Regions from separate parts of the Homo sapiens genome. Here regions 2 and 3 are each linked to region 1. A link is a loop called in an ENCODE intact Hi-C map of the cell type or tissue named here. Cell type or tissue: heart right ventricle. All regions are shown on one strand.

Evidence for each region. A loop is a pair of places that touch in the nucleus more often than their neighbours do. Peaks named below come from ENCODE experiments on the same cell type or tissue, not always from the same donor. Only the 100,000 strongest peaks of a DNase experiment are listed, where the experiment ranks them.
Region 2: it touches region 1 in a loop (7-fold over the local background); 43 of 110 quality-filtered maps call a loop at or near these places.
Region 3: a loop joins it to region 1, with 2.8 times the contacts of the local background. A loop is called at or near these places in 21 of 110 quality-filtered maps.

Annotation. Positions count from the first base shown.
Region 1 is chr15:85,327,930-85,335,929 of GRCh38, reverse strand. No RefSeq gene overlaps it. Among named protein-coding and RNA genes, the nearest start is that of MIR7706, 49 kb to the left of the region's middle. RefSeq lists enhancers at 4,231-4,540, 4,631-4,710, 5,393-5,562, 5,764-6,093, 6,154-6,343. In heart right ventricle, a CTCF peak has its summit at 4,637; DNase peaks (open chromatin) are centred at 4,639, 5,794 and 6,235; H3K4me3 peaks cover 1,160 bases; H3K27ac peaks cover 7,112 bases.
Region 2 is chr15:85,411,430-85,419,429 of GRCh38, reverse strand. All of the region lies in intron 1 of AKAP13 (A-kinase anchoring protein 13), which reads right to left. It also overlaps the pseudogene FABP5P9. Among named protein-coding and RNA genes, the nearest start is that of AKAP13, 35 kb to the right of the region's middle. RefSeq lists enhancers at 3,779-4,278, 5,618-5,912, 5,787-6,286, 5,134-6,333, 6,287-6,788. In heart right ventricle, CTCF peaks have their summits at 4,760 (motif pointing right) and 5,884; a DNase peak (open chromatin) is centred at 5,759; H3K4me3 peaks cover 2,026 bases; H3K27ac peaks cover 4,865 bases.
Region 3 is chr15:85,482,026-85,490,025 of GRCh38, reverse strand. AKAP13 (A-kinase anchoring protein 13) reads right to left here. Exons shown (of 37, transcript NM_007200.5): 2 at 4,273-4,316. The coding sequence starts at 4,305. Among named protein-coding and RNA genes, the nearest start is that of AKAP13, 110 kb to the right of the region's middle. In heart right ventricle, a CTCF peak has its summit at 3,885 (motif pointing left); a DNase peak (open chromatin) is centred at 3,903; H3K27ac peaks cover 1,379 bases.

The DNA.
Region 1 (8,000 bases):
GGGCTTTGCAGTCTTTCCATGGTATCCCCATTCCTAGGGAAAACGGACCATCCTACAGGATTCCAGGAGGCTATTGACTTGTCTTTTGATAGTCAACAGCTGGAAGGAAATACAGAGGGATTGTATGAGTTCTGAGTGCTGGCGGCAGTTGTAAAAATGCAAGCTCAGGCCTTCCTTGTAATTAGCAGAAAACAGTCAAAGGTCAGAGATAAGAAACAGAAGGGCTGAGTCCGTTGTGGGAAGCTCGTCTGGAACCCTCTCTGCTAAAGCATTCCCGAGGTTGGTGGAGAGGATCAGGGTGAGCTTCTTACTGACGACCTGTCTAAAAGATCAGAGGAACGGCTGATATTTAAGGAATTTTTATCTCCATTTTCCCCCTTGAAATTTGCTTCATGTGGGCTACTAGTTTGCTATTTCATTTTTCCGGTGTTTAGAAAAATAAGTTACATTTTGGCGACTATTTCCTTGCTCTGGCCCTTGCTCTTGGCCATGCTGTTTACCTTTCCTGCCTGAGCACCTCCTGCTGGCTCCTCAGGGCTTACTCAAGAATCTTTTTTTTTTTCCAGTGGCACAATCTCGGCTCACTGCAACCTCTGCCTCCCAGGTTCAAGCAATTCTCCCGCCTCAGCCTCCTGAGTAGCTGGGATTACAGGCATGCGCCACCACACCCCACTTTTTTTTTTTTTGAGATGAAGTCTCAGTCTGTCGCCCAGGCTGGAGTGCAGTGGCTCAATCTTGACTCACTGCAAGCTCCACCTCCCTGGTTCATGCCATTCTCCTTCCTCAGCCTCCCGAGTAGCTGGCACTACAGGTGCCCGCCACCATGCCTGGCTAATTTTTTGTATTTTTAGTAGAGGCAGGGTTTCACCGTGTTAGCCAGGATGGTCTCGATCTCCTGACCTCGTGATCTGCCCAGCTCGGCCTCCCAAAATGCTGGGATTACAGGTGTGAGCCACCACGCCCGGCCCCGCACCTGGCTTATTTTTGTATTTTTAGTAGAGAGGGGGTTTCACCATGTTGATCAGGCTGATCTCGAACCCCTGACCTTGTGACCCACCTGCCTTGGCCTCCCAAAGTGCTAGAGATTACAGGCATGAGCCACCGTGCCCGGCCTCAAGCATCTTAAGCCTCCCTGAACTGCTTGCTTCTCCTCCTCTCTCTCCCCAGTCTAGGCTAAGTACCCCCTCTCAAGGAGATCCCGGGCATGCTTCTCTACCTATATCATAGCCCATATTACTTTGAAGTGATGTCTCTTTCTGCCTTGAAAATATTTGGTAAGTGTCTGAATCTGCTTTTGGAGAGGAGCACCTGGGCCTTATATCCTTCATCAACAGAGCAACTGGTATGCAGTAAGTGCTCAAGAAAGAGCAGTCCAGTGGAAATGTCTCCAAAACAGAGTGAACCCATCTCTCAGTCCACCATGCAGGCGATAGTCAGAATCACATGACTAAAAACAACCTACGTCCAGTTTTATTTATTTATTTATTTATTTATTTATTTATTTATTTTAGAGTTCTCTAATTGCCAAATCTTATTTTGAGGGATAAAAAGCCAAAAAGGTGAGTCTGAAAATCTAGGTATAAATATAGATAAGCCAGGTGCGGTGGCTGACACTTGTAATCCCAGCACTTTGGGACGCCAAGGCGGGCAGATCACAAGGTCAGGAGTTCGAGACCAGCCTGGCCAATATGGTGAAACCCCGTCTCTACTAAAAAAACTACAAAAATTAACTGGGCGTGGGGGGTGCCTGTACTCCCAGCTACTAGGGAGGCTGAGGCAGGAGAATTGCTAGAACCCGGGAGGTGGAGTTTGCAGTGAGAAGAGATTGTGCCACTGCACTCCAGCCTGGGCAATAGAGCAAGATTCTGACTCAAAAAATATAGATAGATAGATAGATAGATAGATAGATAGATAGATAGATAGATAGATAATGACAAAATGACCACAGATGACAAGGATGAAAGTTTGGGTGATGGATTTTCTCTTTCCCAGAGATAGACTTTCTTGGACCTGCCTAATGTTGTCACTATTCATTTAATGTCCCTTTAGGTCAACAGCCAGAAACGGAGACAAATGCTGGCTTCCGTAGCAGCAGGCTGCCTCTAGCAGGTCTTTTTCCAGTTCTAAGCTGGGATCCAAGCCTGTTGTGGGCTACAGTATGCAGGATTTGCACTTCCCTGGCACATGGATGAGACACTGTGATCCCATTGGTAGCTGAAATTCCATGTTTATGCAGAAGAACATCTGTAGATTTTGTCTCTGGTACAGCCCAGTTACAGTCAGACTCGGTATTTAAAGAATGAAGCAAAGCAACCACAGAAAGAGATAAAATGGCAAGAACTCTCCGTCTGGAGTCTTTGTAGTTGTTTCAAATATGAACAGACAGGAAAAGAAAATAGGAAGATAGAGGGTGGGAGTGGGAAGAGAGATATGAGCATTTATCTACCAAAGCTGGCATATGATCAGTCCTGTGTCAGCTTTGGGGTAGAGAGAACCTAGACGATTTAGATCCAGATAGATGTGGGCTCCTGGCTCTGGCATGTGCATGATGATGCTGGTACAAGGTTATTCACTGCAACATTGTTTATAGTAGCAAAAGACGGGAAACAACCCTATGTCCACCAACAGAAGACTGCTCCATTAAATTACGGTATGTCCATGCAATGGAATATTGTGCAGCTGCAAAATGAAAAGAATGAGGAAGCTCTTTATGTGCTGGTAATGAAAAGATCTCAAGATATTTTGTTGATCTCAAGCTCTTTATGTGCTGAAAGAAAAAAAAGCAAGGCATGGAACGGTATGCACGGTATGCCATGTTTTGTGTAAAAATGGAGAAAAATAAGACTTTGTACTCTATTAACTGGAATATGCATAAAGAAATGCTAAAAGTGGCCGGGCGCGGTGGCTCATGCCTGTAATCCCAGCACTTTGGGAGGCCGAGGCGGGCGGATCACGACGTCGGGAGATCGAGACCATCCTGGCTAACACGGTGAAACCCCGTCTCTACTAAAAGTACAAAAAATTAGCCAGGCGTGGTGGCACGTGCCTGTAGTCCCAGCTACTTGGGAGGCTGAGGCAGAAGAATGGCGTGAACCCAGGAGGTGGAGCTTGCAGTGAGCTGAGATAGTGCCACTACTCTCCAGCCTGGGCGACAGAGAGAGACTCTGTCTCAAACAAACAAACAAAAAAGAAATCCTAAAAGTATACAAGGAACAAATGGTGGTTACCTGTGTTTGTGGCAAGGAGACAGATGGGGGAAACTGACAATCCGGGGGTCAGCAGACAGGAGACTTTGTATTGTATACCTTTCTACAGTTTTGATTTTTTTTTTTTTTTGAGCCAGAGTCATGCTCTGTCACCCAGGCTGGAATGCAGTGGCATGATCTTGGTTCACTGCAACCTCTACCTCCTGGGCTCAAAAGATTCTCCTACCTCAGCCTCCCCAGTAGCTGGGATTATAGGCACATGCCACCACGCCGGGCTGATTTTTGTATTTTTAATGGAGATGGGGTTTCACCATGTCGGTCACGCTGGTCTCAAACTCCTGACCTCAGGTGATCTGCCCACCTTGGCCTGCCAAAGTGCTGGGATTACAGGCATGAGCCCCCGCGCCTGGCCCCCTTTCTACGGTTTTGATTTTTGAATCATATGACTATATTACCTGATTACAAGCCAAATCAAACAAACAAGCATCATAGCTCTGTCATTGTTACCAGCTGACCCTGGCAAGTTACTTAACCTCTTCCAGTCCTACTTTCCACATTAGAGAAATGGGGATATTTATATTTGCCCCACCGGGCTGTGAGGTCACTGAACATCACTAACAATGGAACGTAGAAAGCACTAAACACAGAGCGGGGCGGGGTAGGGGGAATGGGTGCTCCCAAAGGGTGGGTCATACCCCTTCCCTATAGCAATGCCAGCATCTCTCAGGTGTTGTGTGTGATTGTCATGTGTTGGCTCACATTTCTCAAGAAGCACTTCAGGAGCCACTTTCTGCTGCTTGCCTTGTTGTGAATCTGTCCGAGTCCTCACCCCAGTTAAAAATGTCCAGTGACCTTAAGAGTTCAAGCACCTCTGAACACTCCTCTGGTAGGTGGGGCAAGCCTCTAGAAACTTCTGCTTCACTTTTCTGCTTGATTGATTTCTCCCCACTCAGCTCCCCCTGCAGAGTCAACTCCCACTCACCCTCCCGGGGAGCAGTCCCCGCCTCAGGTACCTCACTGTGACAGAAGCCGGCTCACTGAACACTGAACATTTGGACAGTATTTGGGTCCATTCTGTCTCCATCTCGCTCGATTGCCCTCTCTCTGAATCGGTTCTCTGGGCTTCAGAATCCTAGTGAAGTCAGAGGACAGTTGCCTCTCATCAGAGAACCAAAACCTTCTGCCCCCAGGCAGTGTCCCTTAGGAGGCCACTTGGCACATCCAGCTCTCCCTTGGTAACTTAGAGGCCCCGGGGTGCTCTAACTTCCAGGCTGGCATGTGATCTCCTGCAGGCCTGTGTAGAGAGCCCTCAGCGGGGCGGGAGGATGTGAGGAAAGAACAGAGTGTTCCAGGCAGAACAAAGCCAGCTGCAAATTTGCTCAGGCCCTTTCGTTTCTTCCTTGAAGGGACCAAGTGCAGCCTCTAGCGGCTGCTTCCGGACATGGTCATGGGAGTCAGACCTGTGGGACTTGTGGGACTTGTTCACCTTAAACTGGGCCACAGCTCCGGAGCCTGAGGAGGCAGCAGGACTTGCTGACATGGTTCTTTGAAAACCTTCACCAGGCAGAGTTGTGGTCTGTTCCGCAGGCCAGTGCATGAGTCAGACTGAACCTGTACCCCACGCAGCTCAGGTCCAGGGTTCAGGACCAGGCTGATTTCTGCAGTGAGCTCAGCTTCCTAACCCACAAGGGCGTGCAGAACTCCCCCTTGCTCCTTCCTGTAGCTGCGCCCTCGGCCCTACCCTCCTCCCCAGCAGATCTGTTCCCCACCTCGATTGTCATGGGCTGTCTGCAGCGATGGCAGGGGTTTGCAGCTGTTAGTGGCTGCTTTCCTTGAAGTTCTTCTTTGCACAGATCCTGAGACTTGATATTTGTTGAATGAACAACATCAATCCAATTTGAGTAGGTTGAAAGCAGACCTGAAGTTGAACCGGACCCATTCGCCTTAACTTATTTTCTAGGTTATTTAAAAACGTATATCAACTCCTCTTACAAATTTTGGTATTGTGGAATGCTATGTTGGAAATACTAATCAAATAGATCTCTCTTCTTTCATGGAACACCAGTATAAATTCTCTGTTCCCTAATGAAAACAAACAAACCCCCCAAACAAAAGCACCAAACACTTGAGCTCTCATAGGGTACATGAAACTATTTCAGGGGTTAGGCACGGCATTTCCTCTAACTCAAGGTGAATCCCTTTAGGGCACTCAAAGGGCTGCAGCACAGCATTTACTTTTTTCCACATATTCCTTCAAATTTCTGTTTTCTGTATTACCAGCTACCATCCACAGAGAGTCATAAATCCCCTGGAGGAGTCGTATGTGATCCCACGTGATTAACTTTGCATCTGTTTTGCAGCTGTTCACTCTGCAGTTTTATTTTGCCTTTTGGAAACCTCAGAGCAGTGCTTCTCAAATGTTAACGTGCATACGATGAATCACGTGGGCATCTTGTTAAAATGCAGAGTTTTGAGTCGAGGGTCTGGGGAGGGCTGAGATTGTGCACTTCTAAGGAGATGCCAGGTGGTGCTAATTCTGCTGCACTGGACACCACACTTAGAGTGGCGAGGTCACTAAATAATAGGAGCAAAAGGATCGTGAGAACACCGACATCAGTGAGAAGGAGGCTGGCTGCAGAGACCATGGTAGGAGGAGTTTTCCTTGGTGATTCTGCTCTTCTCTCCGCGCCCTTTCACTTTCCCTTTCCTTGTAAATATCCTTTACTGTGGTCTTTCTTTGATTAAAGAGAAACTGTGTGAGCAGAGCCAAAGGCCACGTTCATCTATGGGTAGCATCTATGCTTCTTCAGGTCGTCTGGGCTGGAAGAAAACAAAAAAGTTCTGCAGCCAGAGATAACTGAAACCAGTGAGACTTCTGCAGCTCGTGTGTGCGCACCCAGAAACAGACCCAAAGCCAGCAGTTTCAGTTCCCTCAACTTAATTTTACTAATGTGATAGAGAGGCAGCAAACATCTGCAAGGAACCAGAAATCCTTCCTTTACGTGTGCTGTAATCTAAAACAGTTTCTCAACCGTGGTGCCGCTGACATCTTGGGCTGCCTAACAGTTTGCTGACCAGGAGGCCGAGTGTCCTGTGCACTGCAGGCTGTTTGGCAGCATCCCTGGACTCTACCCACAAGATGCCAGCAGCACTCCCAAGCTATGACAACCCAAAATACCTCCAGACATTGCCAGATGTCAACTTGAGGGGCAAAATTGCCCCCTGGTTGAGAATTACTGGTGTAGGATAGATAAGGTAGAATCTGTCAGTTCTACAGAATGTCTACCTTCCCCATAGGGAAAGAAAGTTTTTTCTTCATACTTGTGGTAATTTCCAAACGTTTCTGTAATAAACATGTTTTACTTTTATAGTTAGAAACAACTATTTGGAAAAAGAAAATAAAATGTTTTAAGAAGAGTTTCATCATTCTCATGCTAGAAAAAAATATATATATATATACGTATTTTGAGACAGAGTCTCCCTCTACCAGGCTGGAGTCCAGTGGCGCGATCTCGGCTCACTGCAAACTCTGCCTCCTGGGTTCAAGCAATTCTCCTCCCTCAGCCTCCTGAGTAGCTGGGATTATAGACACCTGCCACCGTGCCCACCTAATTTTTGTATTTTTAGTAGAGACGGGGTTTCACCATGTTGTCCAGGCTGGTCTGGAACTCCTGACCTCAGGTGATCCATCCGCCTCAGCCTCCCAAAGGGTTAGGATTACGGGCATGAGCCACCACACCTGGCCCTTAGTGAACTGTTTCTCAGTGAGACACCACCAAGTGAAATTTCCAGATAAGTGAAGCTAAGTCATGTGGGTTTATATTCTGTGCTTCTTCTAATTCTTTCCGGCTTCTAGAGAAAAAGATCTGAGATTGTTCATATGCAGCAGGAAAGAACATCGTCTACCATGGGTTTGGGTGTAGGGTGGAGGTGCCATTATGCTTGCTGTGGATTTGTCTTTTTAAAAACTGAATTGCTATCTTTCCTTGCACCCCAACATTTGGTTTGCTCTTAATAAGGCGGTAACTGTGGTCTAATGGAAAGCACGTTGGCCTCGGGGTCTGAAGATCTGAGCTGGAATCTCAGCTATGCCACTTACTATGACCTTGAATGAGTGGGTCATTGACTCTCCCCTCCTGAGCTTGGACTATGAGCTATTCATTCCCAGCTCATAAGGTGTGTGTGAGGATTAGAGGAGATGACAGATGAAAACATCTACTTAGTATCCAGCTTATGGGGAGTGCTCAATCATTTATGTGCATTTATACAACCCTTATTTATTTATCCATCCAATAAGTAGGTGACATAAATCTGGGGGCAGGGAATATGATACTGTACTGAATACTTAGAAAATTTCCAAAGATGAAAATAGGGCCCTAAAGGGGTTTGTTCAGGAGAAAGGAAGCATCCTTTCCTTTAGGTCAAACATCCTCTCAAAGCGAAGGTATATTTAGAAGCCTTCAAACTGGCTTCCTGCACTAAGGGAAGAAATATTTGCATTTGTAGAGATGACTTATTAGGGAAGCTCTAATAAGTTCTCACAGTGTGGCTCCTTGATCAGCATCAGCATCACATGAGAACTTGTCAGGAATGAAATGACAAAGGCCAGCTCCTAAAACTCAATCGATTTGTAGGTAAAATACTCAGGCCCTCGCTCATAGGCTTGGTTCTTATCAGATGCTTTTAATCCATAGCAGAGAAAAAACAGCAAATAGGAAGTGAAGTGGAGCTATTAGAAGGTGGACCAATAAAGGCAGAGATAAGATGGCAATCGATGGAGAAAATTCAAATACT
Region 2 (8,000 bases), 84 kb before region 1:
GCGGCCACGTTACTTGTATGACTAAGCTCAGTCCAAAATGCAGATCAAGTTCATCAGTATGATCGGTGAGTCTTTACCAGGAATAGAAATGGGGCAACATAATGGCAACTCACAGAGTATCAAAAGGAGAGCATTTTATAAAGTGGCCCTGAGGCTGCCATAATTAAATCTCTCAGAACCACGCATTCTTTTAATGCATACAAAGAAGTTTGCAAAGTACTTGCAAAGAAGTTTGAAAATTTTACAAATCCTATGATGATATGATACAAAGATTATACTTAAAGCAAACAGTGTCCACTGTGGAATGTTCAAAAATATACAAAGACTCTTCCCATCACCACCAAATTTTTCTGGAAATAATGGTTCTAATTAATGGTTCTGGAAATAATGGCTCTAATTAAACCCTTAAGGGTGGCATCCTTGAGCACAGAATCCATTTCTTATTTTAACATCTGAACATCTAAACAATGCCCAGCACACAGCAGGTACTATAAGCAGACTGCTGAATTTAATTATCTATACTTAAACCCATGTACAATATTTCAACTGTCTCCTTTTTGTGGTTAAAGTGGTCTTAGCCACTTGTGGTCTTTATTATTAATGATAACTATGCGATTGATTCCTTATCTCTAGACTAAATGCAATTATTTGCCTTTTAAATGCTACTTAAATATTTTATTTTAACCTACATCATCTCCTGTTCAGAGAAGTAAAAATTGTAAATATGGGAAAGACAACCAAATATTTGCATTATGACAAGGCTACTTTATCACTTTTTGTCATGACTGATTTTATTAAACTAGTGGCTATAATTATATGCTACAAGCTTAAATAATTCAACAACATGCAAAACCGAAGTCTTGGTTTCTTTACCGCTTATAGTACTGGCCACTGCACAGGTATCAGGGCTACACAATCCCATTATAGAGCCACCAGCCACATCTCAATTTGGGTTAGCCACATTTCAACTTGAAGAAATGTGGCCAGCCTGAACTGAGATGTGCTATACATCTAAAATACACACACTGACTTTGAAGATGGTACAAAAGGCCAGGCATGGTGGCTCACCCCTGTAATCCCAGCACTTTGGGAGGCCAAGATGGGAAGATCGTCTGAAGCCCAGGAGTTAGAGACCTGCCTGGGCAACAAAGTGAGACCCTGTCTATACAAAACAAAATATAAAATAATTAGACAGGCATGGTGGCGCACGCCTGTAGTCCCAGCTACTCGGGAGGCTGAGGCAGGAGGGTCCCTTGAGCCCAGGAGATTGAGACTGCAGTGACCTATGATCCTGCCACTGCACTCCAGCCTGGGCAACAGGGACAGACCCTATCTCAGAATAATAATAATAATAATAATAATGATAATAATAATAATAATAAATAATGAAGATGGTACAAAAAGAATGTAAAAATGTAAAATATCTCAATTTTATAATTACGTCAAAATGAACTTTTATATATTGAATTAAAATATTAAAATAAACTTCTCCTTTAATGTAGCAACTAGGAAATTTTAAATTACCTAGTGGCTGATATTATACTTCTACTGGACAGTACTGGACTGGAGCCAGACAAATCTAGGTTCAATTACCAGTACTAATAACTTCCTTGGTTTTGTGCTGCCTGATCAGCTGCTTAATACATAAGCTGCATTTCTCCATCTGTAAAACTAGAATAATGTCGCCTTCTTCACTGGCTCCTGGTGAGGATAAATGAGCACTTAGAACGTAATGGTTGGAATACAGCAGAAAATGGCAAAATGACAGTCATGTTTAATCGGCAAAAGAAAGATTTCAAACTTTGCTCTCAAATAAGTATCTCACAAAGTTTATCAATGGGCTAACAACAGATTGTTCTTTTAACAATTCATGACTTGTCATTACATTGCAACATTTCCATTCCTAATACCCATTAATCATACTGATTAACTTGACTCTACAACCTTGACCAATACTACATTCCAGTAATTTCTGGTTAATTTTTACATAAACGAATATTTTCTAACTTAAACGCCCATTGCTCATACGCTATTTCGATTCCACCAAAAAGGACCAGTGAGTATCAGAAAGATTCCTTTGGTCATACATACCAATTTTAAATTAAGACAAAGAAAAAGCAGTGAAGTCACCCATCCCTGAAAATGAGGTTTCTAAAATCTCAAAGTCTAAAAACTACTGGAAGCTCATCTGGCACATATTAAAGAAAGCTGGCTCCTGCCTAGGATAAACTATTAATATTTCTAATATCAATCCAAAACTTAATATCAAACAATCAGAAAACAATAAAAGGCAAAGAAAAAAGTTACCTTTTGTTCCTATGCTAGCAAGCTTTTAAGGGAAACAATGCAAAAAATCAGCTGTTCAAGTTAAGCATTAATTTTCTTTTGGAAAGGAATGAAACAAAGACAAACTAGTGAATAAAAATCCCGTATTTCATTTTGAAGCATAACACATTTATATTACTCTAATATATCAAACTCCACCAAATAACAAATGTCAATCCTATAATCATTTGTGGACAGCCGAGCTTACACATTACAGAACAATTTTAAGAACCCCAAATGTGTAAGAACCTCCAAAATTTGCTACCTTTAATGGGCAGGGAAAAGGAGAAATGAACCATGATAGGGAAACTATGGCCTTGCTGAAGAGTGGAATGGAGTGAACATACTGGTTTTCAGATGGGTCAGTTTTCAGCAGAATTCTGACCTTAACACTATCTCTGACATTCAAACACACACCAAAATTCCATAATCATAATAGATGTGATTCAATACTTAACACACCCTGCAAGTTAAAGCAAATTATGCAGCTTCTCTCAAATTTCCTTTTGCCCACTAAAAACTAGTTAGCCATGGAAGAAATTAAGTACCTGAGACATACTCATTGACCACTGGAGTCCCAAAAATTATCGTAGCTACCAGTCATGTCCACGGGAATTAGTGCGTAGAGGTATAAAATATGACTTTACATTAATGAAACTGATCATTTCTAAAGTGGCTTACCAGCAGGGAGGAAAAAAACCAGACTTAACAAAAGCACCAGTCCACCACAGTACCTGGCTACCCACAACTGAGTCTTGAACAAAATGTTACTCAAGCTGTTCACATAGTAGCCCCACTCCCAAGAAAGTACTGAAACAGGACATCTTTTATTTTTTAACTCCTTCCCCAAGAACCTGGCACAGTGCTAAACATAAACTGCACAATGAATAGAGGTATTTAACTAAATATTATGTGTCCATTTATGCAAATACATAGTACAATAAACTCTACAATTATAAAAGAGTAACCTATTCTTTAATGCTCTCAAAATTTTAGAATGTCCTTCCCTCCTTGACTCCTCAAAGCAAATATAGTTGCTCCATCCTTCTGTGCTCCCATCTCACTTCATTCGAATCTTCCCATTGACATTTACCATACTGACTCATTATTCTTCTATTTACAAATCTGCCTTGATCCATGAAAACTGAGCTCTAGGGGTTATGCGTACTGAACCACCAGGCTTTAAGTGCACCAGCTCTCTCATAAACCTCCCATTATTTTTTAAAAGATAATCATCAATATACACATCTCATTTTTTTTATTAGCACAAACACATTTATTTATTAACCAAAGGGATGATCCTAATTAATCCAACACACTTTGAAATAGCTGTATGTAAAATGTTTGGGATAAAGATAATTGAACACAGTAATGAAAAAAAAAAAAAAAGAAACGGTATGGAGATTTGCTCATTGAACTGAGCTTGGTCATTCTCTTAGTTAACTCCTGTCCAAAGTGATGATGGAATTTTTATTCTACTTTTTCATAGATCCGAGTACAGGTGACACTGTTCATGACACAGTCCACCACTAATTTCCCATCTTTCAATTTTCTTCTTATTGTGTTTTCCTTCCCATCCCACTCCTGATGTTGAACCAATGCACCATCTGTAAAGTTGCACACAGTCTGAGTTTTTCTGCCATCAGCTGTGGTTTCTTCAAACTTCTCTCCCAGGGTACAAGAAAACTGTGTTGTTTTCAAAGTGCTCTCGGTTTTTATGGTGAGGTTTTTGCCATCACAAGTGATGATACAATCTGGCTTGGCTATTGTGTCCATTTTTCGCAAAGCTATTCCCACTCCTAGCTCCTTCACATATTCATCAAAGCCTCTGCTGTCCACCAGGCGCCATCTTCCTTCCAGCTGCTGAACTGTGGCCATGAGGGGTGCGGGCGAGCTGGCGTGCAGAGCGGGGTCTGCGTCGGCGTGGCAGCGTGCTGTCACATCTCATTTTTTTTTAAAGGTATTTCCCTCTGAAACTCCTGGGATGCTGTTACTAATTATAGAAAAATTATGAATTTTCAGAGTAACTTCACTACCACCCCAAACCTGAGAGCAAAATTTAAGAAACAAACCACTCCAACATAGAAAACCCAACCAAAACAGTTGACAGGTCACACTTTCTCACATTCTGAAGTTACACTTAGGTGATTTTCTCCCATCCTAAAGCACCAATTGCATATAACAATCCCAGAATCCATTTTAGAAAACAGAATACTAACCCTCCTCCCAGACCATTTTAGTCACATCCAGTCATATACTTCTTTAATACAAGGCAAAGCCTAAGACAAGAGAAGGCATTAGGCAAATGTCAATGGTCTCTCCTTAAAGCTAGGACATCTCAATTTGTCATTTGCTCAAAGAGACTTTGAAAAAGAAACAAGAACAAATTAACTATTCATCTTAGAAATGCATCCACACCAGGAGAAGGCACTCTAACATAAGAATTAACAAAACATGTAGTCTACCAACTTCCTTATCTTATTTTGGAGCTCCCTCACCCTTTTCAAATTATACACATAAAGGAACACTCTGTACCTATACCATATGTATTAATACCAAGAGGATTTTTTCCCATCTTCATTCTCTATATCATCATCTAAATCTCACTACCCCTCATTTTTGTGTATGTATAGAAACCTTGTTAATTATCACCAGAATACAAAGCTATTGACTAGTTCAGAAGTGAAAAAAGAAAGCACGGTGGTCTTATTCCTCTTGGATTTTTTTTTACTGTGCTACTATTCATAAGTTCTCATTTTGTTTGTCCCTCATTTTCAAAAACCCTTCACACAATCAGCAATTCAATTCTACCACAAAACATGTATTAGAAATGAATAGGCAATCTTTACAACAGTTTAAATTTGCCCCGTCAAAGCCTGTTTACAGAATACAAATCTGAAAGACAAGTACCAATTATACACAGGCCACAATAGTGCTGAAAAAAAGGAAGACTGGTTTCAAGAGACAGTATGAACATCGGAGAAAAATCTGGGAATAACACATAAGTTAAACATGACGAAAAACCTTAAAAAGAGTTACACCTTTTTTCCTCTGCTTTTCAGGCTATAACAGGTACTCTCATTTCCATTTCCACTGAGGTGGTAAAAAAGGTTGGAGAAAACAATGAAAGTTGAATGAGTATAAAAAAGTATAATTAAAATATACATATATTCTTTAATAGAGGAGTATAATGGATAATGTAAATAAAGCTGTTCATATAAATTTCAAAATACATGTACCAAGACAATTTTAAAGTAGCTGTCTATGTAATATAAAGTTGAGTTAGTAGGGCACGTGGGATACTGTGAATATAAATGCTTCTGAGGCGCTCTCAATCAACAAACCCACCAAGCAGAAACAACTATTGTGCTAAGAATCCTAACAAGGGCCTGAGAACACACTGCGATCTCACCGTCCGGAGCTGAAACCGTGATGACACATGTTCCTGTGCAGGGTGCCTGGGTTGAGTCACTTCCCCTCTCTGAATCTCTACTTTCATGTTTGCTTTTTCAGTCACCTGATGCTTGCAGCACAATAACCCAAAAGCCAGGGGTCAGGGCAATGGTGCTATTCTCTTCACCTTCACCTGACTTCAACTCCATCCCCACTTCCTTGTCTCCCAATGGGAAAACTCCTGAAAATAACATTTTCAGACAATCTAAAGTTTCTATACCCCTGAATGAAATGAAAGAACTAGCATAAGCAACGACAACTGAACTACAGCCATCCTGAAAAATCTCTCCAACCTTGAGCTAGATTCACATACTAACTACTAGTAACCATAAGAAACTAAGCCCACAGTCTTCCAGTTACGGTCTGTTCTGAAGTTCTGAAAGAACCACCTTCTAAAGATCCAGCTCCACAAAACAGTACAAGACTACGTGACCTGGGATAAAAAGAAAACATGCGCAGGATCTTCAGCCACTGCTCAACCTTGCATCAACAATCTTCAGACAACAGCATTCTGCACTTTTCCCTAAGGATCAATTAGCAGTGCGGACACAGTGCCGACTTACAAACTTTTCTGTGAGGCAGCAGAACATCCTGATGAAAAGCGCAGGCTTTCAATTTCAACTTAAACTAAGTCTAAAACTTAGCTCTACTACTTACCTCTTAAATAAGCTTGGGCCAATTACTTGACCCGCCAGTGCCTTAGCCCCCTGATTTGTAAAACTAAGGTAATATATACGTTGCAGGATAAGATAAAGGTTAGAGGAGATAATATAGGTACGGTGTTCAGTGCAGTGTCAGGCACATATTAAGTGCCCAATAAATATAACTCAGCATTATGAAAGCAGATACTAATTATTTTCCTCTGTGTTGTTTCTATAAAGATTTTCAAATAAGAAACTAAAGTATTTCATGAGGATCAGCTTATTTCAATCCATTGTAAGCTATAATCAGTGGTTTGAAAGTTCTTGGTTGCCTGAGCTCCCTCCTTTTTACTCTTAAAAACTGAGAATCCCAAAGAGCTTTTGTTATGTGGGTTATATTTATTGGTACTTTATTGTATTAGAAATTAAAACTGAAAAATTTATAAAATATTACTTCATTTTAAAATTCCATGAACTCATTACAAATAAACATACTTTTATGAAAAATAACTATGTTTTCCAAAACAAAACAAAAATAAGAACGTGGCACTGTTTTACATTTTGGCAAATCTCTTTAATGTCTGGCTTAATAGAAGACAGCTGGATTCTCCTATCTGCTTCTGCATTCAAACGGTTACACTGTTTGGGGAAGTACATTTTTAAAATTTTGCCTCAAATAGATACCCAATTTGAAAAAGGAGTAGTATTTTAATAGTCTTTTGGGATAGTTGTTAATATTCTTTTTCCATGTTACACCAAAACTTGACAAGTGGTAGCTTCTTAAAGAGTTAGTCACAATGTGAAATCTGAAACTGTATCAATGACCGTTTTGTACTCTGTTACATTAAAAGTGACTGGTCTTTCACTTTGAATGAATCGTTTACCCAAGCATGATTTTTGCTGTAACATCATACATTGATCATTTGTGAAAATACTGGTTCCTTGAGTTATGCAGATCTTCCAAATGTAGATACATTTCATTATACAATATCAAAAATCACATTTGTTAATATCATTACTTTACTCATAAAGCTTTTAAATACTGAAAAGCTGTCAAGCTCATGGTGGCGAATACATATTTTCCAAACTTCTGATTTTCACTTGCAAACTCAAATTTTATCACTGGCAACAAAGACTCCACTACTTCCTTGAAGTAAAGGCTTGCTTTATTTTCAAGAAGGTATCTGCCAAATAACCAATTTCTGGATAACCACAGCTTATCAAAGTCCTCCCTTCAAATAAAAATGGAGTTTCATTTAAAAAAGCAGTTAGTTGGCCGGGCGCGGTGGCTCACGCCTGTAATCCCAGCACTTCAGGAGGCCGAGGCAGGCGGATCACGAGGTCAAGAGATCGAGACCACCCTGGGTAACACGGTGAAACCCTGTCTCTACGAAAGATACAAAAAATTAGCCGGGCGTGGTGGTGGGCGCCTGTAGTCCCAGCTACTCAGGAGGCTGAGGCAGGAGAATGGCGTGAACCCGGGAAGCGGAGCTTGCAGTGAGCCGAGATCGTGCCACTACACTCCAGCCTGGGGGACGGAGCAAGACTCCATCTCAAAAAAAAAAGCAGTTAGTTCACCTT
Region 3 (8,000 bases), 150 kb before region 1:
AAAACCCGACTTAGTGATGTAACTAGCTTGCCTAACATAAAGGTTGTACTCATGCAATCAGAGCTAACAGACAGGAAAACCAAGGCATAGCCATATTGAGCTACTGGTCTCCAAAGTTTCAGGCCAGGGTCCTGCACATTTTATGGTGAACATTTCATTGAAAATAATTCATTAAAAGAGCTTAATTGAAACATCCAACAGTACTGCCACCTGTACACTTTGGAACCTTCCTTACATTTTTAACTATTGCAACGTATTCTGGACACATCTTTATTCAAAGTCTGATTAAAATATTTATTTGGAGTCCAGCCTATTTGTCTTAACTGACAGATAAAAGTTCTTCTCCGGGTACAGTGTTTTTCCTTATTTAGCAGCAATATTCTCCCTTCTAATGATGATACTCACCCCTGGCAGATCCCAAATATGATCTAAATGAAAATCTTCACAGTCTTTGTTCTCTTGCTTATTTCTTTGTCCAGGTGCAGAGAACTTCCCCCACCACCCTGCTCAATGAGCCATCATAAAACAGCTACTTTTCCTCACCAAAACAGCATAAATCCCTGCAACTTGACTCAGTTCACTGAGAATCCAATACACTGTTACTCTCCTTTTAAAAAGGAGATAACATATTGCCCCATTAAGTATTACTGTTGATGGACATACTTGAATCCTGAAGTTTAAAGAAGTATTCTTCAGTAGAGCCTGCTCAAGTCAATTAAACACAAACATATACAAAGCACTTAGTGTATTAACTATGTTACTCAGAACTGAGCTGTGCTTCCCTAACAGAATGAAACTTTTTAAAGCTTAACAAGGTTTACAGTGGTTTCTATGACTTAAGTCCAGAAAACAAAGGTTCAATTCACAATTTACCACCAATTAGCTGTGCCATCTTATCACAACATCTTCAGACCTCGTTTCCTCATGTCTAAAAGGGAGAGGTTGAAGCATATATTAGCTAAAGTATTTACTAACTCTAAAGTTCTCAGGCTCCATGATGGCAAGATCAGAGAGTTTCTAACTGACCTAACTGCATTTATCCTTTCCTTCCCAAGTATCCTTTATCACTAATTTTCTCAAACTACTACTCTATTAGTTTTCTACTGCTGTTACAAAAAATTATCACAAACTCAGTGGCTTAAGACAACATAAATTTATTATCATATATCATTTCTGGAAGTCAGAAGTCCAAAATGACTTTCACTTGTTTAAAAATCAAGGTGCCAGCAGGGCTGTGTTCCTTCTAGAGTCTCTATGTGGAGAAAGTGTTCTTTTGCTATTTCCAGCTTCTAGAGCTGCATTCCGTAGCTCATGGGCTCCTTCCTCCATGTTCTAAGCCAGCAGTGTAGCATCTTCAAATCTCTGACCACTGACTCTCCTGATACTCCCTCTCACTCATGAGAACTCCTGTAATTACAACGGGAAGCTCAGATATTTCAGAATAAGCTCCCATCTTAAGATCCTCAACTTAATCAAGTATGAAAAGTTCTTTTTGCCATGTAAGGTAAATATTCACAGGTTCTAGGGATTAAGAAGTGAATAAATTTGGGGAAGCCATCCTTCTGTATAACACAACTACTTATTTACAACTGTTCCCTAACCAAAAACCTTTAATACTCAAAACCAGACAAAGACATCACAAGAAAGCTATAGAACATATCTCTATGTATAGACACAAGAGTCCTCAAAATACTTTCAAAACAAATCCAACAACATATAAAAAAGATTGTGCAGCATTATCAAATGATACTTACCTCAGAAATGCCAGGTTGCCTTAACATTAAAAATTCAACCAAGGTAGCCTGGCAACACAGCAAGACCTTATCTCTAAAAATTAAAACAGGCCAGGCAGGATGGCTCATACTGTAATCCCAGCACTTTGGGAGGCCGAGGTGGAAGGATCACTTGAGCCCAACCTGGGCAGCATAGTCAGATCTCGTCTCTACAAAAAATAAATACAAATAGCTGGGCATGGGTGCACATGCCTGTGGTTCCAGCTACTCAGGAGGCTGAGGTGGGAAGAGCATTTGAGCCTGGGAGATCGCAGCTACAGTGAGTCATGGTCGCGCCACTGCACTCCAGCCTGGGTGACAGAGCAAGACCTTGTCTCAATAAATACATAAATAAATAGCCAGGCATGATGGCGCACACCTGTAGTCCTAGCTACTCAGGAGGCTGAGGTGGGATGATCCCTTGATCCCAGGAGTTCCACGATGCTGTGAGCTATGATCATGTCACTGCACTCCAGGCTGGGTGACAGAGCAAGACCTTGTCTCAATAAATACATAAATAAATAGCCAGGCATGGTGGCGCACATCTGTAGTCCTAGCTACTCAGGAGGTTGAGGTGGGATGATCCCTTGATCCCAGGAGTTCCACGATGCTGTGAGCTATGATCATGTCACTGCACTCCAGCCTGGGTGACAGAGCAAGGCCCCATCTCCATAAATAAATAAAAACTATTTAATTGAGTCAATGTAATATATCACATTAATGAAAGGAAAAAAACCTACATGGCCATCTCAACACAGAAAGATCACCTGACAAAATCCAACATGTTTTCATCATAAAAATAGTCAAACTAGGAATAGAAGGGAATGTCCTCATTTAACAAAAGATTCCTGTGAAAAACCCACACCTAACAACATCATACTTACTGGTGAAAGCTTGGATGCTTTCTCTTTAAGATCAGGAAAAGACAAGGATGTTTGCGCTCACCACTTCTATTCAATGTTGTACCAGACATGCTTCTCAGGGCAATTAGGCAAGAAAAAGAAATAAAACGCATCCAGATTGGAAAGGAAGAAAACGATCTCTGATCACTTGATCCTGTACAGAGAAAATCCTAAGGCATCCACTTAAAAACTGTGGCCAAACAAGTTAGATTATAGTTTGTAACTCATCTCTGACACAAGGCTATAGTTTCAGGGATCAGTACACAAAAATCAACAGTATTTCTATATATAAGCAATGAACAATCAAAAACTGAACAATTGGCCAGGTGCTGTGGCTCACGCCTGTAATCCCAGCACTTTGGGAGCTGGGTGGATCACGAGGTGAGGAGTTCGAGACCACCCTGGCAAACATGGTAAAACCCTGTCTCTACTAAAAATACAAAAAATTAGCCAGGAGTGGTGGCAGGCACCTATAGTCCCAGCTACTTGGGAGGCTGAGGCAGGAGACTGGCGTGAACCTGGGAGGCGGAGCTCGCAGTGAGCCAAGATCGCGCCACTGCACTCCAGCCTGGGCAACAGAGCCAGACTCCATCCAAAAAAAAAAAAAAAAAAGAACTGAACAATTAAGATAACAAAATTAACAATACCATCAAAATGAATAAAACCATAAGCAACAAATTTCAAGGAAGTACCAAGTTTATACAGTGAAAACTACCAAACACTGTTGAAAGAAATCAAAAACAACCTAAATGAAAGGAATCGACTTCAGAGTCCAGAAAAAATTCCTCACACTTCTGATCAATTTCAACAAGGATGCCCAAGACAATTCAATGGGAGAAAGAACAGTCTTTTCAACAAATGGTGCTGGAACAACTGGAGATCCACATGCAAAAGAAAAAAGTTGGACTCTTCCCTTACAAAATACACAAAAATGAACTCTCACATTACATACCTAAATGTAAGAGCTAACTAAACCTATACAATTCCTAGATGAAAACATAGGAATAAATCTCTGTGACTTTAGGTTATGCAAAGAATTCTTCTTAGATATGATGCCAAAAAAAAAAGCAACAACAAAACATTATCAAAACTGAAAATTTTTGTGCTTGAAAGGATAGCATCAAGAAAGTGAAATGACAACCCACTGAATGAGGGAAGTCCCTCACTTTAGGGAGATGAGTCCTAAAGAAAACAGTACTCTTGCCAATGACATAGTGCCACCTAGTGGCAACATAAGGTAAATCACAGTGGCAGTAGGAGGATCTCCACACTACTTTTACAGGAATGCACTGCAGGTAAAAAATAAGAAGCTACAGTACTGTTTGGCAGGACAATTTGTTTCATACATGCATACTATTACCCTGACTAAATTAACTCTCAAGTCTTACAGGTATTATTTGTTTTCATTTCCATGCACAGATTAGCCATTTAGTATTTACTAAATCAAACTCAATTTCTGAAGTGTCTTACACCAATATATTCATGGACATATGGTTAAAATTTTCCTTGAGGATCTATCATGTGAGAGTGTGGCTTATTATAACAAGTAAGCAGAACAGATAAACACAAAATAATAAGAAATCTCATGATTTACTCACATATAAGGGAGCTTGCTGTGGATTAAGTTTCATGACCCAGGACACTGAAACAGAAATGGAATAAATGAGAATAAAATTAAAAGTTGTCACCGAAAATATATAAGCCACCTAAAGTCCTAGGTGTCAAGCATAGCTCTGTGAGTACAATCCCGTGCCCGAGATTACCATATGCCCAGCTGTATGCTATACACTAAGAGATTTAGGAAGGAAGCGGGGTCAGGAATTGATCCCAGACTCAATCTTTTCAAGTGGGGAAGAAAGATCTTCCGATTGAAAAATAAAGACAAAAGGCTTCACTGTCACAGAAGTTTCAACAACCAACAGGATATTTAAAACAGTTATCAAAGCAAAACCATTGTATGTTCACTTACATTTTTACGTAGTCCCTCAAACTCACAAAATGCTGTTTACTCAGGGACTTCTTGCAGTCTTACTAGGGAGCCTGGAAAGTGAGGGGAGGATTGCAAGGGACCACTAGAACTCTCTTCCTCAATTCCCCTTCTCTGAGAAGGGAGGCTACAGCTTGCCTCTCTAACCACTAAAAGGCATGACCCTCCTCAAAGTTAATAGCTGGATTCCCTGATTGTTATGTTCACTAAATGAATTCTCATAAAAATCTCATTAAGATTTAGAGAAGGCTTCCAGGGTTGAATTCCTGAACATTAAGAATAGCATGTTCTTAAAAGTTTAACTTGGTGATTGGACCAGGACTTCATCTAGGCTATAAATGCTCAGAAGGGTAGGTCCTTTACCAAACACCCTGAGTTTGAGTATAAAGTGATCTCAATCTCTTAAGAGTCAGAGAAACAGAACCAAGTGACTTTACTATAATTTGATCTGAGGAAGTTTCTTACTCACAATAGGTAAATGAAGGCACATACTAACCAGCAAAATAACAGTATAAAGTGTCATTCATACATGCAAAAACACAGACAAAATAACAAACTTTGTATTCTAACAAATCACAAAAGCCTCACTGAAATTGAAATGACCAACTGTTGGGACTGAAAAGCAATGCCTTGGTAGCCTAGCCATGCCTAACTCAAATAACAGAACCATCTCGATATTACAATCCTCACAGATCAAGTTGTGTATGTCTCGGATCAAGACTTCACCAAAAGGCAGTTAACACACACTTAGAGGGAAAAAAATCTACATCAGCCTCCTAAATGCAATCATCTCCACACCAGTTGCAGGCCCCAAGCTTCAACGTGTTCTGCTGGACAACGCAGTAGAAAACTGACAAGCAAGTGGCTTTCCCACACTGACTGAACCACCTCCATGCCCATGCCCATTCATTCTCTGGTCCACCCCATGCGCTATAACAGACCTCCTGGCTCAGGGCACTCTTTCCTTCCTGACTATCTTCACTTAATGACTTTGTACTTTTAGGTGCAAAAATTATCTGCAGAAATCCACACTGAAAACCAAGCTTGAGAAAGGCAGCAATAACCAACCAACATTTTTAGAAGAACAAAGTCAATTTCAAGCCCATCAGATTCAAACAGCAAGCATGGATGAAAATGAAAGATTGAAAGGCTTGAGTGCCTTCTTAATGTATTAAATATCCATTTAATTTACAATTAAGCTCACTGTGCTCACTGGCCTTTTAATCAGCTTTCCAGGGCCTGCTCAGACTTGCCTAGGACATGGGAATGAAAGAACCTATAAATTTATGGACCAATCTACCTTAACTAACTTGTCAAGTGTTCCTGCATCAAGCAGAAGAAATATCAGTGAAATTTATACAGGAATTAACACCTTGTTAAGCCACAAAAATTAAAAGAGTGTCGTCCAATCTTGTAGCTTCCCTGGGCCACGCTGGAAGAAGAAGAATTGTGTTGCGCCACACATAAAATATACTAACACTAATAATAGCTGATAAGCTTTAAAAAAAATTGCAAAAAAAGAAAATTTCATAATTTTTTTGTTTGTTTGTTTTTGAGATGGAGTCTCGCTCTGTCGCCCAGGCTAGAGCGCAGTGGCACAATCTTGGCTCACTGCAACCTCTGCCTTCTGGGTTCAAGCAATTCTCCTGCCTCAGCCTCTCGAGTAGCTGAGATTACAGGCACCCGCCACAACACCCAGCTGATTTTTTGGTGTTTTTTTTTTTTTTTTTTTGAGACGGAGTCTCGCTCTGTCGCCCAGGCCGGACTGCGGACTGCAGTGGCGCAATCTCGGCTCACTGCAAGCTCCGCTTCCCGGGTTCACGCCATTATCCTGCCTCAGCCTCCCCAGTAGCTGGGACTACAGGCGCCCGCCACCGCAACCGGCTAATTTTTTGTATATTTAGTAGAGACGGGGTTTCACCTTGTTAGCCAGGATGGTCTCGATCTCCTGACCTCATGATCCACCCGCCTCGGCCTCCCAAAGTGCTGGGATTACAGGCGTAAGCCACCATGCCCAGCCAATGTTTTAAGACAGTTTACGAATTTGTGTTGGGCCACATTCAAAGCCTTCACAGGCTGCATGCAGCCTGCAGGCCACGGTTTGGACAAGCCTGGATTAGAGAAATCTACAGAGACAAACTAGTGACTTAGCAGCCCTCTGATGTTTCGTGATTTGCAAGAAACTTCGGATGACTATGTGTAAAGACCACAAACATCAATTTAACTGAATGGTTCCCGCCACACTGGAATGAGGAAGCTGAGCAAACTTAGAGGGCTCTAAGAAAGGGCTGATGTCATCTGAACTGTTCGGAATTATAAACTCCTCTAAACATGTTTCAAAACCAGAACTCGTAAGAGTTGTTCTGATACAAGGATTAAAAGAGGGATGACAAAGTGTCTGTCCCTCACACTGGTCAAAGGGACAGGTCATTGTTATGCTGGCAACACAGGCTGCTGAAAAGAATGTATCTGTCAAAAGTAATCAAAGTAATGACCCCAGAAGGCTCCAGAAACAGACTGGTAAATTCAGGTTGCTTTCAGACTTCCACAATGCTGGCACACAACGGGAAAGACAAAACTAACATTTACAGAGCATTATATTTGATATTACATTTAATCCCCACTAAAAAGATACTATTTCCCCTATTTCACTAGTGAAAAAAATTGATCTTTCAAAGGTTAAATCATTTAACACCAAGGTCAAAGGGTAAGTTGGAGAGACCAGATTCAAACCCAGTCTGACGTTAAAACGTGTGTTTTTCCCCCCACATCGTAAGAGGATCTCCTGCTAATGACCTCAAATCTAAAAACTGACTTGCCCTATACCTCGAGCCCCATCCTACAAACTCTCCCTGACATTGTTAATTCAGCTGTCATTGTGCACCTACAATGTGCCAGACACCATACTCCTCAAGACTCTGTAGGCACAGAAGGAACAGACAAAAATCCCTACCTTCATAGATATTATTCTAGGGGTAACACAGGTAAATAAAACATTAAAATAAATAGTTTTCACACAGTAACAAATTCTATAGAGAAAAATAAAACAGAAGAAGGAATAGCAAATGAGGGAGATGCCCTTTAAAACATGGTGCTGAGGGAAGGCCTCCCTGAGAAGATATCATTTACCCCAAAAATAAAAAAGCAAGTAATAGAAATAACAGCTAAAAGGTGTTCTAGACACTTAAACCTGCCACAACATTGAGAACTCAGGGTTCTGATGCAAAACCTCGCTGCATATAATGCATTAACTTATTTTATACATTTAAACAAACTCTACTTAAGAACTGAGTTCTAAAGGGAGGAGCATATTACAGGAAGGCAGTTTTTGGTCAGAGT